Regions from separate parts of the Homo sapiens genome. Here region 1 is linked to region 2. Evidence: read pairs that join two places in POLR2A ChIA-PET (ENCODE). Cell type or tissue: OCI-LY7. All regions are shown on one strand. Links, peaks and the distances in the headings refer to the core of each region. The heading gives the core; the rest is flanking DNA.

Region 1 (7,399 bases), core at 2,400-7,399, 60 kb after region 2:
GACCCTGTTTCTACAAAAGAAAATTTTTTCTTTAATTAGCTGGGCACAGTGGTGCATCCCTGTAGTTCCAGCTACTCTGGAGGCTGAGATAGGAGGATCGCTTGAGCCTGGGAGGTCAAAGCTGCAGTGAGCCATGATTGTACCACTGCACTCCAGCCTAGGCAACACAGCAAGACCCCCTCATCTCAAAAAAAACAAAAAAAAAAAGTGTTAAGAATTCCCTGATTCTGCCAGGAATGGTTGCTCACACCTGTAATCCCAGCACTTTGGGAGGCTGAGAGGGAAGATCACTTGAGGCCAGGAGTTCAAGACAGGCATAGGCAAGACCAGCATGGGCAACATAGTGAAACCCTGTCTCTAAAAACAAAAAAAAAATTAATTAAAATTTTAAAATAAATAGGCCAGGCGCGGTGACTCATGCCTGTAATCCCAGCACTTTGGGAGGTTGAGGCAGGTAGATCACGAGATCAGGAGATCGAGACCATACTGGCTAACACAGTGAAACCCCGTCTGTACTAAAAACACACACATACACAAATTTAGCCAGGTGTGGTGGTGTGCACTTGTAGTCCCAGCTACTCGGGAGGCTGAGGCAGGAGAATTGCTTGAACCTGAGAGGTGAATGTTGCAGTGAGCCGAGATCATGCCACTGAACTCCAGTCTGGGCAGCAGAGCGAGACTTCATCTCAAAAAAATAAATAGGAATTCCTTGATTCAACAGAAATTCAGAGCCTGTTATATTGCAATGAAGTGATCAGTTATGAGGCACTAAGAGTTATTCAACTAGTTTCCCAACTTCAAGTAGCAATAGGTGAGATAAAACATGCACATACTGTACATTGCAATAACGCAAAGTATAAAGTACAAACAGTCAAAGGAGAAACCATTTCTAGGTTTGGTGAGTAGAAAAGTTTTATAGAGAAGAGAGAATTTGGCTAGACCTTGAAGACTGAGGTTGTCGGGTTTTTTGGAAGGGGAGAAGAGGAAGGTTGTTTTAATAAATATTGTACATGCTAAAATGGATTTTTCTCTTGCTGAGGGAATGACACTACCTCCCTTACTCTACAAGGTCCTGTCGGAGTTGTTGATTACAGTGTACCCATCAACACCCATCCATTTCCCCCCATATACGAACAATGCCTACACTCACTGGCTCCCCATATACCTAGTACTACCTACACACACACATACACACACACACACACACACACACACACCCCTACCTGCATGCACGCACACACCCCTACCTGCATGCACGCACACAACAGACGGGCAGACAGTGAGAATGTATCCAAGGCCAGCCCAAATCTCCACCTCTGATACAGTGATTGTAATGCAGGGCAGGTAAGCCCCAGAACTGGGGCTTAGCCCAGGACGGTGCTTGGCTTCATCCAGGAAAAAATTCAAGGGTCAGCCAGTGGTGTGTCAGCAACTTTTATTGAAGCAGCAGTGTAAAGCATCGGCAGAGGTACTGCCCCTTGCAGAGCAGGGCTACCCCATAGGCAGTATGCCCAGAGTAGCAGCTCAGAAGCAGTTCTGTGGTCATATTTATACCCAATTTTAATTATATACAAATTAAGAGGCAGATTATGCAGAAATTTCTAGGAAAAGGGTGGTAACTTCCAGGACACTGTCATGAAAAGGGACGCTAACTTCTGGGTGTTGCCGTGGCAATGGGAAACTGACATGGCACATTAGTAGGTGTGACTTACGGAAAGCTGATTCCACTCTGTCCCTGTTTTAGCTAGTCCTCAATTTGGTCCAGTGTCTGAGCCCCACCTCCTACCTCAACTGGTTCAAGGTAGTGTGTAACACAGGCAGAACCAAATTTCTCTCAAAACTGATACAAGCATATAGAAAAACTCTCTTCCTTTGGACTCATGAGATTTTGGCTTGGAGTTGAGAACTGCCATCTTGTTACACTGAAATGGCCTACGTGAGAGATAAATTGAATCTAAAGGACAACAGAGACAAGCGGTGAACTCCTAGATTGAGTCATATTTAGATGGACTTTAGGCCAGGTGCTGTGGCTCACACCTGTAATCCCAGCACGTTGGGAGGCCAAGGCAGGTGGATCACCTGAGGTCAGGCATTTGAGACCAGCCTGGCCAACATTGTGAAACCCTGTCTCTACTAAAAATACAAAAAGTAGCTGGGCATGGTGGTGCATGCCTGTAATCCCAGCTGCTCGGGAGGCTGAGGCAGGAGAGTTGCTTGAACCCAGGAGGCGGAGGTTGCAGTGAGCTGAGATCGTGCCACCGCACTCCAGCCTGGGTGACAGATCAAGACTCCATCTCAAAAAAAAAAAAATTAGATGGACTTTCCAGTTAGGTTGAGTCAACTGAGTCTTTCAGAGATTTCAAAATGGTTCTAAGTATGAACCAAAGTCTAGCCTAAGCATGTAGAAGGCAAGTAGCCAAGTGACCACTTCAATATAATTTCTGATAATCCCTAATTCAGTGAGTGACCAATGATCACACAGGCTACCTTCACATCTGCAATCCTGTTTGCAGGTAACATAGTAAAATAGCAGGACTCACTACTAACCAAATGTGGCTTGCTGACAAAATGGTTAAGACCATGTTAATACAGTAACCAAACTGTTGTGCCTACAGAAGGCAAGAATTTCTTACATAATTGCTATACATATATATCTTCTAAATTGTAAAGAAAATACTAAAGTCAGCATGCATGCAATGAAAGTAAAAATGCAAATAGAAACTCAGATGTTCTTATATCAAAGGCTAATCACATTGCTTCTAGATCTGAAGTGTATGAACCAAATTTTTAAAGAAATGGTACGAAGCCAAAAGTACAAACAACATCAGAAATAATACACATAAATGAGAGCAAAAACTCTAAATCTGCTTTGATAAATCATCAGAATGTATCTTCTTCAAGCAGTATGTGAAACTTCAGTTTGGGAGACCATTTTGTAAAACAGCCTTCCAAATCTTCAAGTCCAAAAGTTGAAGAGAAGTCTGTCTTTTCAGTTACTACTGGAGAGGAAGAAAAGCCTAATAACTCAGTGACATCAACTGTACTGGTATTACAGTAGAGCTAGCCAAAAAGTATCTTTGAAATGAGCATCTACTTAGTATCATAGAAGTGCAGAACAGTGACTAGAGAAAAAAATCTAGGAACTAACTCTGATGAGAAATTATTGTTCCTGCACAGTAGCCAACTTTTAAAAGTAAACTATAAATAAGTAATAAAAGTCCACAAACCCTTTCTTAAATCCTTGGGGCAGGGTATGTTTTGGAATTCAGAATTTTATGGATTTTAGGAAGGTAACACTGCACTATATATTTTGTAGAACACCCAGGAGGAATTCATGTGGCATGTCATTAACAGCCTAATATTTCCATAGCAAAGCATATACATTTGTGTCAGACAAATAAATACTACTGACACCTTTACATCAGTTCAAATTTTGCTGCCAAATTAATTCATCTCAAACTTTTTAAAAAACTTCCAGCTTCCAGAGCTTTGGGATTTCAGAAATATAGCTTAAAAGATTATAGCCTACAATAAAGTCATAATAATTATGTTACCAAGTTTCAGAGGTATTTGGTATCCCAGAGGTCCATTCTGTAAAGATAATATTTAGCCACACAGCACTTGGCCACTTATATATTCAGTGTACTTCAAGTCTCTCCAACTTAAAAGCAAGATTCCTAATATGTTCAGTGTAGAAACATTGGAAAATACAAGTTTTTTTTTAAACCTCATAATTCTTCCACCTAAAGATGCCCACTATTAAATTTGGAGTGTCTAAATTTTCAGTCTTTCTATAATAGATACATTAATATAATTAGCAAGAAAATCTCTGAAGTTTTAGTTTATATTTTTGTTTCCATCTTACTAGATACATATAATGCCCTTTCAAGCTGAGAACTGGTCTTTCTTAAATTTTGGTAAATTCTCAGCCATCAGCTCTTCCAACCTGGCTTCTCCACCATTCACATTATTTCCTCTTTTTGGAACTCCCAGTTAGATGTAAGTTGGTGCCTCTCAATTTATGGAGTTGCGCTGTTGCCCAGGCTGGAGTGCAATGGCACGATCTCGGCTCACCCCAACCTCCACTTCCCGGGTTCAAGAGATTCTCCTGCCTCAGCCTCCTGAGTAGCTGGGATTATAGGCATGGACCACCACATCCAGCTAATTTTGTATTTTTTTTTTTTTTTTTTTAGTAAAGATGGAGTTTCTCCATGTTGGTCAGGCTGGTCTCAAATTCCCAACCTCAGGTGATCTGCCCGCCTTGGCCTCCCAAAGTACTGGAATTACCGGCATGAGCCATCACGCCCAGCTCATATTTGTTAATTCCTATTTATTTCTCTGTGATACATCTGGGTACTTTCTTCCAATTCATTAATTTTCCCTTCAAATTTGTCTGGTCTAGAGTTCAACTGACCTATTTTTTTTTTAATTTCAATAATTCCATTTTTTCTTTAATATAGCCATCTATTTCATATCTACCTATTTTTGATTCATGTTTTTTTATGACCATTATTTCTTTTATCTTTTTTAAGGATCTTTAAAATACTTACAATTGTTTTGAAATTACCCATATTTCCATCAGATTTTTTGTGAATTTATCTCTTGGTAACTGTGTTAATTTTCTAAGTAATGGTCTTCCTCGTGTGTTTATAGGCTCAGACATTCCCTCTTTTCCCAGGGGTTCTGTGATAGGCCACCCCTCTTCCAGAGTCCACGACCTCCAAGCTTGGTGCTCTTGTACTAGCTGATAGTGGGGAAACCACAGTTCCTGACTCTGAGCCATCTGGCAGCTCAGCCACTTCTGCATCTTCACTCCAGGTCCACAGCTTTTTAAAGCAACAGCCAAGAGCAGATGTTTTCAGCCCTCTTTCATCCAGTCTCAGCCCAGCTTCAGTTTCATACAGAGCATCTGACCCTAGGTCCCCTACATGTTATTTCTACTAGCTCCTGAACCCAGAGTCTAACTGCATGTTTCTTTTCTGTTCTTGGTCCCTGGAGATGTTTATCTTGTTCTTGAGTATATCTATATCTTTTCCTTTCCTTTTTAAATTTTTAATTGCTGCGTTTCCCTCTCAACATCCTTATGAGGTTCGTACTATTACTATACCCATTTTACAGGTGAGAAAAGAGGTATGGGGCAAGTAGCCAATCTTCCCGAGATCACTAGCTAATAAGGATCAAGGGTCAAACCAGATAGCTGATGCCAGAGACCATGCTCTTAACCACTGCTCTACTGGGATCCATTCTGACCAGAATGCTCTTTAAAATTTTGATACTTTTTTTCCCCCACCTAACTGTAAACACTTTGGACACAGGAAAGATATTTTGTTTTCTTTTTTTGAGACAGAGTCTTGCTGTTACCCAGGCTGGAATGTAGTAGTGCCAGTGCCTCAGCTTCCAGAGTGGTTGGGACAACAGGAACCTGCTGCCATGCCTGGCTAAGTTTATTTTTGTAGAGCTAGGGTCTCACTATGTTGCCCAGGCCAGTCTAGAACTCCTGGCCTCAAGCAATCCTCCCACCTTGGCCTCCCAAAGTGCTGGGATTACAGGCATGAGCCACACCATGTGGCCAGGATTTTAATTGATGGAAGTAAAGCAAAGACATATTCCAGGTAAAAAAAAGCAGCACATCAGCCTCATGTTTTATTTGAGGCTGAATATTCAGTCTAGGCCTGTACCCAAAATAAGAAACATAGTCTTCAATGCCCCTTGTTTTCCTAAGGCCCTTCCCACTTTCCCTGAGTTTCAAGCACTTCCATGCTTGTCCCTGGATACCCAGAACCATCCATGCAAGCTTTCCTCTGGCTCTCTCTACCACCCTCACGCTGCACTAGTATATATTGCCCAGGAAAGGATCTTATTAAGGCATTCATACTAAGTGCATTAGGGGACTTTTGTTTTCCATTCCTTCATAGCCCAAAGCCTTAATCTTAAAGGATTAAATTTGCGAATATAAGTAAAAGGCATGCAATATCATCCAAAAATAACCAAACTCTTTCAATAGTAGATTATCATGATGAAAAAAGAAAATAGTAGCAAAGCTCAATTTTAGGCTGCATTATTAAAAGTATAGGGTCGCCGGGCACGGTGGCTCACCCCTGTAATCCAGCACTTTGGGAGGCTGAGGCGGGTGGATCACGAGGTCAGGCGATCAAGACCATCCCGGCTAACACGTCTCTACTAAACCCCGTCTCTATTAAAAATACAAAAAATTGGCCGGGCGTGATGGCAGGCGCCTGTAGTCCCAGCTACTCAGAGGCTGAGGCAGGAGAATGGCATGAACCCGGGAAGCGGAGCTTGCAGTGAGCCGAGACTGTGCCACTGCACTCCAGCCTGGGCGACAGAGCGAGACTCTGTCTCAAAAACAAAAACAAACAAACAAAAAAATATATATATAGGGTCTAGAAAAATGAAAGTTATCAGTGCCACTCTATGCAACAAACATTAATTAAGGCCAGGCTTGGTGGCTCACACGTGTAATCCCAGCACTTTGGGAAGCCAAGGAATCCTCCTGCCTCAGCCTCCTGTGTAGCTGGGACCACAGGCTTATGCCACCATGTCCAGCTAGTTTTTGTTTCGTTTTTTTTAAAGATTCGAGGGTCTCATTTTGTTGCCCAGACTGGTCTCGAACTTCTGGGTTCAAGCAAACCTCCCACCTTGGCCTCCCAAAGTGCTGGAATGTAGGTGTGAGCCACCATGCCCAGCTCCTAGGTTTAATTTTAGAACACAGGGTCCATAGTGAGGTAGGAGATAGAGGAAAATAATAAAAGGGGTCCATGGAAGTGAAACAGTTAGGAAGCAATATTTGAGAAAAGCTCAGCATTTGCTGATTAGAGAACTGTAGTTTGTTTCCTTTTTAGTACTATTAAAAGTCATGATCCTTAATAATCCTTAATTGCTAATGTCAGATGGAGTAATGATATGGGCTTTCAGGATTCAACGTTTCCTAACATCAACTTCAGAGTTTACAAATATTTGCCGTGATGAATAAGTAGAGCTGTGCCTAAAGAAAAGTAGGCAGAACTTGAGGCTGAAGGTAAAGAGACTGCTTAGGAAGTCAAAACAAAATCTAAGCAAAAGATAAAGTCTAAACGTAAGGTGTGGCAGCAGGAATGGAAAAGGAAAGACATTATAATGTGGATGTAAAATGAATCAAATATCTAGGTCTCAAACTTTGGAGTAAAGGAGGTTACTGGTGCCATTAACAGATGCAGGAAATATGGAAAAATGCACAGATTCAGGATAACAGATAATTTAGTTTGGTATATATGACTTCGAAATGTCAGAAAGTCACTCAGAAGCACATACTCAGCAGACAGTAAAAATTAAGGTCTGGGAAGGCAGGGCACGGTGGCTCACACCTGTAATCCCAACACTTTGGGAGGCTGAGGCAGGTGGA
Region 2 (10,933 bases), core at 3,660-8,659:
GAGAATGATGATTTCCAATTTCATCCATGTCCCTAAAAAGGACATAAACTCATCATTTTTTATGGCTGCATAGTATTCCATAGTGTATATGTGCCACATTTTCTTAATCCAGTCTATCATTGTTGGACATTTGGGTTGGTTCCAAGTCTTTGCTATTGTTAATAGCGCCGCAATAAACAAACGTGTGCATGTGTCTTTATAGCAGCATGATTTATAGTCCTTTGGGTATACACCCAGTAATGGGATGGCTGGGTCAAATGGTATTTCTAGTTCTAGATCCCTGAGGAATCGCCACACTGACTTCCACAATGGTTGAACTAGTTTACAGTCCCACCAACAGTGTAAAAGTGTTCCTATTTCTCCACATCCTCTCCAGCACCTGTTGTTTCCTGACTTTTTAATGATTGCCATTCTAACTGGTGTGAGATGATATCTCACTGTGGTTTTGATTTGCATTTCTCTGATGGCCAGTGATGGTGAGCATTTTTTCATGTGTTTCTTGGCTGCATAAATGTCTTCTTTTGAGAAGTGTCTGTTCATGTCCTTCACCCACTTTTTGATGGGGTTGTTTGTTTTTTCTTGTAAATTTGTTTGAGTTCATTGTAGATTCTGGATATTAGCCCTTTGTCAGATGAGTAGGTTGCAAAAATTTTCTCCCATTTTGTGGGTTGCCTGTTCACTCTGATGGTAGTTTCTTTTGCTGTGCAGAAGCTCTTTAGTTTAATTCGTCAATTTTGGCTTTTGTTGCCATTGCTTTTGGTGTTTTAGTCATGAAGTCCTTGCCCATGCCTATGTCCTGAATAGTAATGCCTAGGTTTTCCTCTAGGGTTTTTATGGTTTTAGGTCTAACGTTTAAGTCTTTAATCCATCTTGAATTGATTTTTGTATAAGGTGTAAGGAAGGGATCCAGTTTCAGCTTTCTCCATATGGCTAGCCAGTTTTCCCAGCACCATTTATTAAACAGGGAATCCTTTCCCCATTGCTTGTTTTTCTCAGGTTTGTCAAAGATCAGATAGTTGTAGATATGCGGCGTTATTTCTGAGGGCTCTGTTCTGTTCCATTGATCTATATCTCTGTTTTGGTACCAGTACCATGCTGTTTTGGTTACTGTAGCCTTGTAGTATAGTTTGAAGTCAGGTAGCGTGATGCCTCCAGCTTTGTTCTTTTGGCTTAAGATTGACTTGGCGATGTGAGCTCTTTTTTGGTTCCATATGAACTTTAAAGTAGTTTTTTCCAATTCTGTGAAGAAACTCATTGGTAGCTTGATGGGGATGGCATTAAATCTCTAAATTACCTTGGGCAGTATGGCCATTTTCACGATATTGATTCTTCCTACCCATGAGCATGGAATGTTCTTCCATTTGTTTGTATCCTCTTTTATTTCATTGAGCAGTGGTTTGTAGTTCTCCTTGAAGAGGTCCTTCACATCCCTTGTAAGGTGGATTCCTAGGTATTTTATTCTCTTTGAAGCAATTGTGAATGGGAGTTCACTCATGATTTGGCTCTCTGTTTGTCTGTTATTGGTGTATAAAAATGCTTGTGATTTTTGTACATTGATTTTGTATCCTGAGACTTTGCTGAAGTTGCTTATCAGCTTAAGGAGATTTTGGGCTGAGACAATGGGGTTTTCTAGATATACAATCATGTCGTCTGCAAACAGGGACAATTTGACTTCCTCTTTTCCTAATTGAATACCCTTTATTTCCTTCTCCTGCCTGATTGCCCTGGCCAGAACTTCCAACACTATGTTGAATAGGAGTGGTGAGAGAGGGCATCCCTGTCTTGTGCCAGTTTTCAAAGGGAATGCTTCCAGTTTTTGCCCATTCAGTATGATACTGGCTATGGGTTTGTCATAGATAGCTCTTATTATTTTGAGATATGTCCCATCAATACCTAATTTATTGAGAATTTTTAGCATGAAGGGTTGTTAAATTTTGTTAAAGGCCTTTTCTGCATCTACTGAGATAATCATGTGGTTTTTGTTTTTGGTTCTGTTTATATGCTGGATTACATTTATTGATTTGCGTATGTTGAACCAGCCTTGCATCCAGGGATGAAGCCCACTTGATCATGGTGGATAAGCTTTTTGATGTGCTGCTGGATTCGGTTTGCCAGTATTTTATTGAGGATTTTTGCATTAATGTTCATCAAGGGTATTGGTCTAAAATTCTCTTTTTTGGTTGTGTCTCTGCCAGGCTTTGGTATCAGGATGATGCTGGCCTCATAAAATGAGTTAGGGAGGATTCCCTCTTTTTCTATTGATTGGAATAGTTTCAGAAGGAATGGTACCAGTTCCTCCTTGTACCTCTGGTAGAATTCGGCTGTGAATCCATCTGGTCCTGGACTCTTTTTGGTTGGTAAGCTATTGATTATTGCCACAATTTCAGAGCCTGTTATTGGTCTGTTCAGAGATTCAACTTCTTCCTGGTTTAGTCTTGGGAGGGTGTATGTATCAAGGAATTTATCCATTTCTTCTAGATTTTCTACTTTATTTGCGTAGAGGTATTTGTAGTATTCTCTGATGGTAGTTTGTATTTCTGTGGGATCAGTGGTGATATCCCCTTTATCATTTTTTATTGCGTCTATTTGATTCTTCTTTCTTTTTTTCTTTATTAGTCTTGCTAGTGGTCTATCAATTTTGTTGATCCTTTCAAAAAACCAGCTCCTGGATTCATTAATTTTTTGAACGGTTTTTTGTGTCTCTATTTCCTTCAGTTCTGCTCTGATTTTAGTTATTTCTTGCCTTCTGCTAGCTTTTGAATGTGTTTGCTCTTGCTTTTCTAGTTCTTTTAATTGTGATGTTAGGGTGTAAATTTTGGATCTTTCCTGCTTTCTCTTGTGGGCATTTAGTGCTATAAATTTCCCTCTACACACTATTTTGAATGTGTCCCAGAGATTCTGGTATGTTGTGTCTTTGTTCTCGTTGGTTTCAAAGAACATCTTTATTTCTGCCTTCATTTCGTTATGTACCCAGTAGTCATTCAGGAGCAGGTTGTTCAGTTTCCATGTAGTTGAGCGGTTTTGAGTGAGTTTCTTAATCCTGAGTTCTAGTTTGATTGCACTGTGGTCTGAGAGACAGTTTGTTATAATTTCTGTTCTTTTACATTTGCTGAGGAGAGCTTTACTTCCAACTATGTGTTCAATTTTGGAATAGGTGTGGTGTGGTGCTGAAAAAAATGTATATTCTATTGATTTGCGGTGGAGAGTTCTGTAGATGTCTATTAGGTCTGCTTGGTGCAGAGCTGAGTTCAATTCCTGGGTATCCTTGTTGACTTTCTGTCTCATTGATCTGTCTAATGTTGATAGTGGGGTGTTAAAGTCTCCCATTATTAATGTGTGGGAGTCTAAGTCTCTTTGTAGGTCACTCAGGACTTGCTTTATGAATCTGGGTGCTTCTGTATTGGGTGCATATATATTTAGGATAGTTAGCTCTTCTTGTTGAATTGATCCCTTTACCATTATGTAATGGCCTTCTTTGTCTCTTTTGATCTTTGTTGGTTTAAAGTCTGTTTTATCAGAGACTAGGATTGCAAGCCCTGCCTTTTTTTGTTTTCCATTCGCTTGGTAGATCTTCCTCCATCCTTTTATTTTGAGCCTATGTGTGTCTCTGCATGTGAGATGAGTTTCCTGAATACAACACACTGATGGGTCTTGACTCTTTATCCAATTTGCCAGTCTGTGTCTTTTAATTGGAGCATTTAGTCCATTTACATTTAAAGTTAATATTGTTATGTGTGAATTTGAACCTGTCATTATGATGTTAGCTGGTTATTTTGCTCGTTAGTTGATGCAGTTTCTTCCTAGTCTTGATGGTCTTTACATTTTGGCATGATTTTGCAGCAGCTGGTACCGGTTGTTCCTTTCCTTGTTTAGTGCTTCCTTCAGGAGCTCTTTTAGGGCAGGCCTGGTGGTGACAAAATCTCTTAGCATTTGCTTGTCTGTAAAGTATTTTATTTCTCCTTCACTTATGAAGCTTAGTTCGGCTGGATATGAAATTCTGTGTTGAAAATTCTTTTCTTTAAGAATGTTGAATATTGGCCCCCACTCTCTTCTGGCTTGTAGAGTTTTTGCCGAGAGATCCGCTGTTAGTCTGATGGGCTTCCCTTTGTGGGTAACCCGACCTTTCTCTCTGGCTGCCCTTAACATTTTTTCCTTCATTTCAACTTTGGTGAATCTGACAATTATGTGTCTTGGTGTTGGTCTTCTCAAGGAGTATCTTTGTGGCGTTCTCTGTATTTCCTGAATCTGAATGTTGGCTGCCTTGCTAGATTGCAGAAGTTCTCCTGGATAATATCCTGCAGAGTGTTTTCCAACTTGGTTCCATTCTCCCCGTCACTTTCAGGTACACCAATCAGACGTAGATTTGGTCTTTTCACATAGTCCCATATTTCTTGGAAGCTTTGATTGTTTCTTTTTATTCTTTTTTCTCTAAACTTCCCTTCTCGCTTCATTTCACTCATTTCATCTTCCATTGCTGATACCCTTTCTTCCAGTTGATCACATCGGCTCCTGAGGCTTCTGCATTCTTCACGTAGTTCTCGGGCCTTGGCTTTCAGCTCCATCAGCTCCTTTAAGCACTTCTCTGTATTGGTTATTCTAGTTATACATTCGTTTAAATTTTTTTCAAAGTTTTTAACTTCTTTGCCTTTGGTTTGAATTTCCTCCCGTAGCTCGTAGTTTGATCGTCTGAAGCCTTCTTCTTTCAACTCGTCAAAGTCATTCTCCGTCCAGCTTTGTTCCATTGCTGGTGAGGAACTGCGATCCTTTGGAGGAGGAGAGGTGCTCTGCTTTTTAGAGTTTCCAGTTTTTCTGCTCTGTTTTTTCCCCATCTTTGTGGTTTTATCTACTTTTGGTCTTTGATGATGGTGATGTACAGATGGGTTTTTGGTGTGGATGTCCTTTCTGTTTGTTAGTTTTCCTTCTAACAGACAGGACCCTCAGCTGCAGGTCTGTTGGAGTTTGCTAGAGGTCCACTCCAGACCCTGTTTGCCTGGGTATCAGCAGCGGTGGCTGCAGAACAGTGGTTTTTCGTGAACCGCGAATGCTGCTGTCTGATCGTTCCTCTGGAAGTTTTGTCTCAGAGGAGTACCCGGCCATGTGAGTTGTCAGTCTGCTCCTACTGGGGGGTGCCTCCCAGTTAGGCTGCTCAGGGGTCAGGGGTCAGGGACCCACTTGAGGAGGCAGTCTGCCCGTTCTCAGATCTCCAGCTGCGTGCTGGGAGAACCACTGCTCTCTTCAAAGCTGTCAGACAGGGACATATAAGTCTGCAGAGGTTACTGCTGTCTTTTTGTTTGTCTGTGCCCTGCCCCCAGAGGTGCAACCTACAGAGGCAGGAAGGCCTCCTTGAGCTGTGGTGGGCTCCACCCAGTTGGAGCTTCCCGGCTGCTTTGTTTAGCTAAGCAAGCCTGGGCAATGGCGGGCGCCCCTCTCCCAGCCTCGCTGCCGCCTTGCAGTTTGATCTGAGACTGCTGTGCTAGCAATCAGCAAGACTCCGTGGGCGTAGGACCCTCCGAGCCAGGTGCAGGATATAATCTCCTGGTGTGCCGTTTTTTAAGCCCGTCGGAAAAGTGCAGTATTCGGGTGGGAATGACCCGATTTTCCAGGTGCCATCTGTCACCCCTTTCTTTGACTAGGAAAGGGAACTCCCTGACCCCTTGTGCTTCCCGAGTGAGGCAATGCCTCGCCCTGCTTCGGCTCATGCACGGTGCGCTGCACGCACTGACCTGCGCCCACTGTCTGGCACTCTCTAGTGAGATGAACCCAGTACCTCAGATGGAAATGCAGAAATCACCCGTCTTCTGCATCGCTCACGCTGGGAGCTGTAGACCGGAGCTGTTCCTATTCGGCCATCTGGGCTCCTCTCACTTTTTATTAATATAAAAAGGATGACATACTCCTCACCTATTGTGAATGAAACTATACACTATTCTATTGCCTGAGTATAAAAACCTTTTAAGTGTTAAACAAGGAATGATTCATATTTTGTCTGTGAAACTTTTTTTTTTTTATTTTTTTTTTTGAGACAGAGTTTCACTCTGTCACCCAGGCTGAAGTACAGTGGCATGATTGTGGCTCACCGCAACCTCTGCCTGCTGGGTTCAAGCAATTCTCGTGCCTCAGTCCCCAAAATAGCTGGGACTACAGGCATGCACCCCCACGCCCGGCTAATTTTCGTATTTTAAGTAGAAACGAAGTTTCACCACGTTGGCCAGGCTGGTCACCAACTCCTCACCTCAAGTGATCCGCCCACCTTGTCCTCCCAAAGTACTAGGATTACAGGTGCGAGCCACTGCACCTGGCCTATTTTCTTCTGTTTAATAATGTACCAACATTTTGAAGGCAGAGAAGCAACATTTTGAAGGCAGAGAAGGAGAAAAAAAATTTTTTTAATAAATAAAAAATAATTTAGCAACATTTTAATACATTTGTTATTTTACCGTGTGCTAATTACAATTTAATGACTAAGAGATATTTTAAAATTTACACATTTTGGCTGGCTGCAAAGACATATAATAGGGTAATCAATATGCATGAAAGACTGTAATGCATAAAAATATACTACCTTCATAATGTATGCATGTTACAGGCAAAATATAACTTATGCATAAAATACATCATATAAGAATAGAATCTGGTGTGAAAAGTATAACAGAAATGCAAATTCAAGACAGAAAGGACTATAAAATTTTTAAACATCAAAAAAGGAAGCTGTTTATGTATTTTTATAAATGAATAAAAGGGGTATCAAATCACAGTGGTATTTAGAGTCCACTAAAAAGAGTGATTTAGGCCAGGCGCGGTGGCTCACGCCTGTAATCCCAGCACTTTGGGAGGCCGAGACGGGCGGATCACAAGGTCAGGAGATCGAGACCATCCTGGTTAACATGGTGAAACCCCGTCTCTACTAAAAAAAATACAAAAAAATTAGCCAGGCATTGTAGTCCCAGCTGCTTGGGAGGCTGAGGCAGGAGAATGGGGTGAACCCAGGAGGCAGAGCTTGCAGTGAGCCGAGATCGAGCCACTGCACTCTAGCCTGGGTGACAGAGCAAGACTCTGTCTTAAAAAAAAAAAAAAAAAAGAGTGATTTATCAGTATTATATAAAGTTATTAAAAATCATTAGCTGGGCGCAGTGGCTCATGCTTATAATCCCAGCACTTTGGGAGGCCAAGGCAGGCAGATCACTTGAGGTCAGGAGTTTGAGACCAGCCTGGCCAACACAGCGAAACCCCATCAGCAAAACCCCATCTCTACTAAAAATACAAAAATTAGCCAGGCGTGGTGGCAGGCGCCTGTGGTCCCAGCTACTGGGGAGGCTGAGGCAGGAGAATCACTTGAACCTGGGAGATGGAGGTTGTAAGTGAGCCAAGATTGTGCCACTGCACTCCAACCTAGGCGACAGAGCCTACTTTCAACTTAGTAGAAAGCTATAACCCAACTTCCCACCATGGCTTTCATAGAATGATGCAAAGCACAGCCTATATTTTGGATGTTTTGTTTTCTAATGGCATAGATAGGTATTCTTTTATAATCAATTCTTACCATGAACATAGTTCCTAAAAATCAGAGACAACAAAATGGTACAGTGGTAGTCCTCAACATTTTTTTCTGCCCTAAATTACTGGAGAAAAATGACATACACTCCAAAGAATAGAAGACGGGGAAGCAAGAGGGAGCACAGGGAAGGGGCCTCTTTATTCTGCCTCTAGCCCCTACAAAGAGAACAACTGAGTGAAAAAAATCACTAGATACAAATCAAAAAACCTGCAATATCATCCTGATTCTGACATTAACTTGTTTTCTGAACTGGGCAAGCCACTTAATTTCTCTAATGAGGATAAACCTGCCTATGTCACAGGGTTGCTATCCAGATCAAATAACATTACACAAAAAGTGTCCAGCGCATTATTTAACAATTATGATAAATACTCATCCCTGCCCCCTCTTCCTGGAATCTTCTACCCCTATAAAATGAAGAATTCAATTAGCTCAAAAAGGGAGGAAAGGGCACTTTTAAATGTTCATAACTTTTATAAGAGCCTTTTAATGAGACTGAAACAAACACTTTTTATTCAAATGTGCTCCTCCTCTGAAGATCAGCATAGCACAGAGCTTAGTGCCTTGAAAGGCGCAGGAACAGACTGTGAAGTTCTGAAATAGGACAGTCATAAGAGAGGTGCCATGCCTAATGTTGCACAGTTAATGTCAAGTTAAGACTTGGTACATAGCAGATGACAATAAAATATTCTATAAATACTTGGAACTAAAATTGCCTTCCAAGAATTAAATCAGTAAAATTTCTATAAATCTACAAATATTGCCACATAGTCCAAAGAATCCCAACAGTATCAAGTAAAGTTTTACAGAATTGGCAAAACCAATCAGGTAGACAGTGTGGATATGGCAAGATTTTAAACAACATATTTAATTGGCTCTTCCAATTTAAAAAAAAGTTGATTAAAATATATTACAAAGGAAGAAAATGGGGGGGCAAAACCATTAATCACTACAACAATGTTTGAGACTAAAGCTGGACTGAAATTTAAGAAGCTTATAAAGAAATAGATTAAGAGTAAATCACAGGGTTAGAATAAAAAAGCAAAAAGTTACAAGGTTTATGAAAATAATATTTTTAAATCTCATTAGCAAAGTAAACGAGGATTAAAACTCAATTAGAGAAAGCTGAAAGAATTAAACTAGATTTAAACCTAAATACCTAAAATAGAACTATACTCTTTGTATTCTTAATTTTTCTTATGCTTTTTATTTTAAAAATTTTACTGATAATTGTTCAAAATGACTAGCCACATATTTTATTAAAGGACATTTTAAAATTTGGAATTGGAAGATATTGATATCACTGCTTAGCTCTTGGGTCACATCAGCAAAACCGGCCCATGTTATATCAACCTCCCATTTATTTGCTAATACATTTTATTTCTGGCTTCTGTCTCCATATTTGCACTGTGATTTGCCTGGCAGAGGGCGCCACTGACATCCCATTCAAATACAGGGGACCCTTTTAGGCATTACTTTACTAGATATCTCTGTTGCATCAGGTATTATTGACTATTCTTATATAAACTCATCATACTTCATCAGAGCTTGTCTTAGTTCTGCTTTTTCTTAATCTCATTCTATACTCATTCTTTATCTATCCATCTATTAAATGTTCTAGCTTCCAGCCCACTCCTTTTACTTTTTACTCTTTCTTTTTTTTTAGAAAGTTTCATCTACTGGTTGCTTTAAATACCAGCCACATAATAATAAAAATAGTGCTAGTAATAGCTACCATTTATTGAATAATATTGCGTCAAACTATGTAAAATTAAATACAATTAAAGAGTCCAGGCAAGGCACTGTAGCTCACATGTGTAATCCCAGCACTTTGAGAGAATGAGGTCAGAGGATTCCAAGACCAGCCTGGGCAACATAGTGAGACCCATCTCTAAAAAACAAATTTTTTTTTAATTAGCTGGGCATGGTAGGGCACATGCCTGTAGTCCCAGCTACTCGGGAGGCTGAGGTAAGAGAATCGCTTAAGCCTGGGAGGCTACAGGGAGGCATGACAGCACCACTCACTGCACTCCAGACTGGGCAACACAGCAAGACCCTGTCTCCAGAAACAAAAGGAGTCCAGCCATGACTCTTCTACCCACCAAAAACATAAATCCAACTGTCTCCTGAATATGCCTGCCTGGATATCATAGTCATCTCAAGCTTGAACAAAACTCAATTCAATCTTTCAAGCCCCTCTTCCATATCCTCCTCCTATACTCCCTAACTCATTTGTAAATACCACCATCAGTCACCAAAACCAAAAATTCAAATGTTATCTCTAACTCCTTTTACCCTCTTCATTAAATCAATCAAGTCTTACCTTGATAACACGAAAAGTATTACTGCACTCTCTTCCCAACCATTCTATCATAACTAAAGTGATCAAGTCATCATCTCGCAACAGGTTTATCACTATAGCCTCCTCAAATCTATTGATCCACTACAGACAAAGCAATTCACATAATCCTAAAATATGAATCCAACCATGTCATCTGCCTGCTTAAATCTCTCAAGTGCTCTCCATTGCCAATAATAGAGGCACGAGAGATTTCAAGCTCAGTAGCCAGTAATATTAGCTAACATATGCCAAACATTCAAATAATCTCATTCAATCCTCACAAGAACCCTAATAACCTTATTTTACTCACAAGGAAACTGAGCTTCCATAGATAACCAAGGTCACACAGCTCCAGAGCACACTCTTAACCTCTATTCTATAATGCCACTGTGAAGAAGTAAGTGATTTCTTTCCACATCTGTCTCCTCAATTAGATTACAAGCTGCTTAAAGGCAAAACAGTTATTTAATATTGTATTCCCAGTATTTGGCAAAAGAGTAACCATAAAACATATGCTCCAAAAAGTGTGTGTTGAGCTGTGAAATGAACTGTTAAAAAAGAATCTATGTTTACTTATCCTTAGAAGTACCATTTCCTTCAATATTCAAAGTTAAGTTTGAACATCAAAGAACCCAAAGAACAGCATCTATTTGGGCAAAATGAAGGAAAGTAGTCTGTGTTCATTTAGTATCCATAATTTAGGTTGTTTTTTGAGGAAGCCCCAGAGCAACTCAGGACCAATCACTCAATATGTGAAATGACATAAAGATTCAAATAGCAGTTTATTTCAAATTCTAAGAATTTAGAATTTTGAAGGAGAGAAGCAGAATAACCAAAGACTATCTGTTAATGTAGGTCACAAGGTAGTCAAATAAGAGAAAATATTCAAACTTAAGAAGCATTTCCAAACACCACCAATAATCTAGAATATGTTGTAGAAAAATATATCATATACACAATAGATACAACTTTTTTTGAAGATACCTTTAAAAAATATAAACATATAAAAAGAAATGTAAAATTTTACAATAAACCTA

Evidence for each region. ChIA-PET counts read pairs that join two places held together with the same protein. Peaks named below come from ENCODE experiments on the same cell type or tissue, not always from the same donor. Only the 100,000 strongest peaks of a DNase experiment are listed, where the experiment ranks them.
Region 1: POLR2A ChIA-PET joins it to region 2 with 5 read pairs; 13 of 35 experiments call an interaction of 5 or more read pairs at or near these places.

The regions. Positions count from the first base shown.
Region 1 is chr10:74,154,509-74,161,907 of GRCh38, reverse strand. All of the region lies in intron 1 of ADK (adenosine kinase), which reads right to left. Among named protein-coding and RNA genes, the nearest start is that of ADK, 7.0 kb to the right of the region's middle. In OCI-LY7, for the core only: no CTCF peak of the experiment used is centred there; a DNase peak (open chromatin) is centred at 4,827.
Region 2 is chr10:74,211,811-74,222,743 of GRCh38, reverse strand. All of the region lies in intron 2 of ADK (adenosine kinase), which reads right to left. Among named protein-coding and RNA genes, the nearest start is that of ADK, 66 kb to the right of the region's middle. In OCI-LY7, for the core only: no CTCF peak of the experiment used is centred there; no DNase peak of the experiment used is centred there.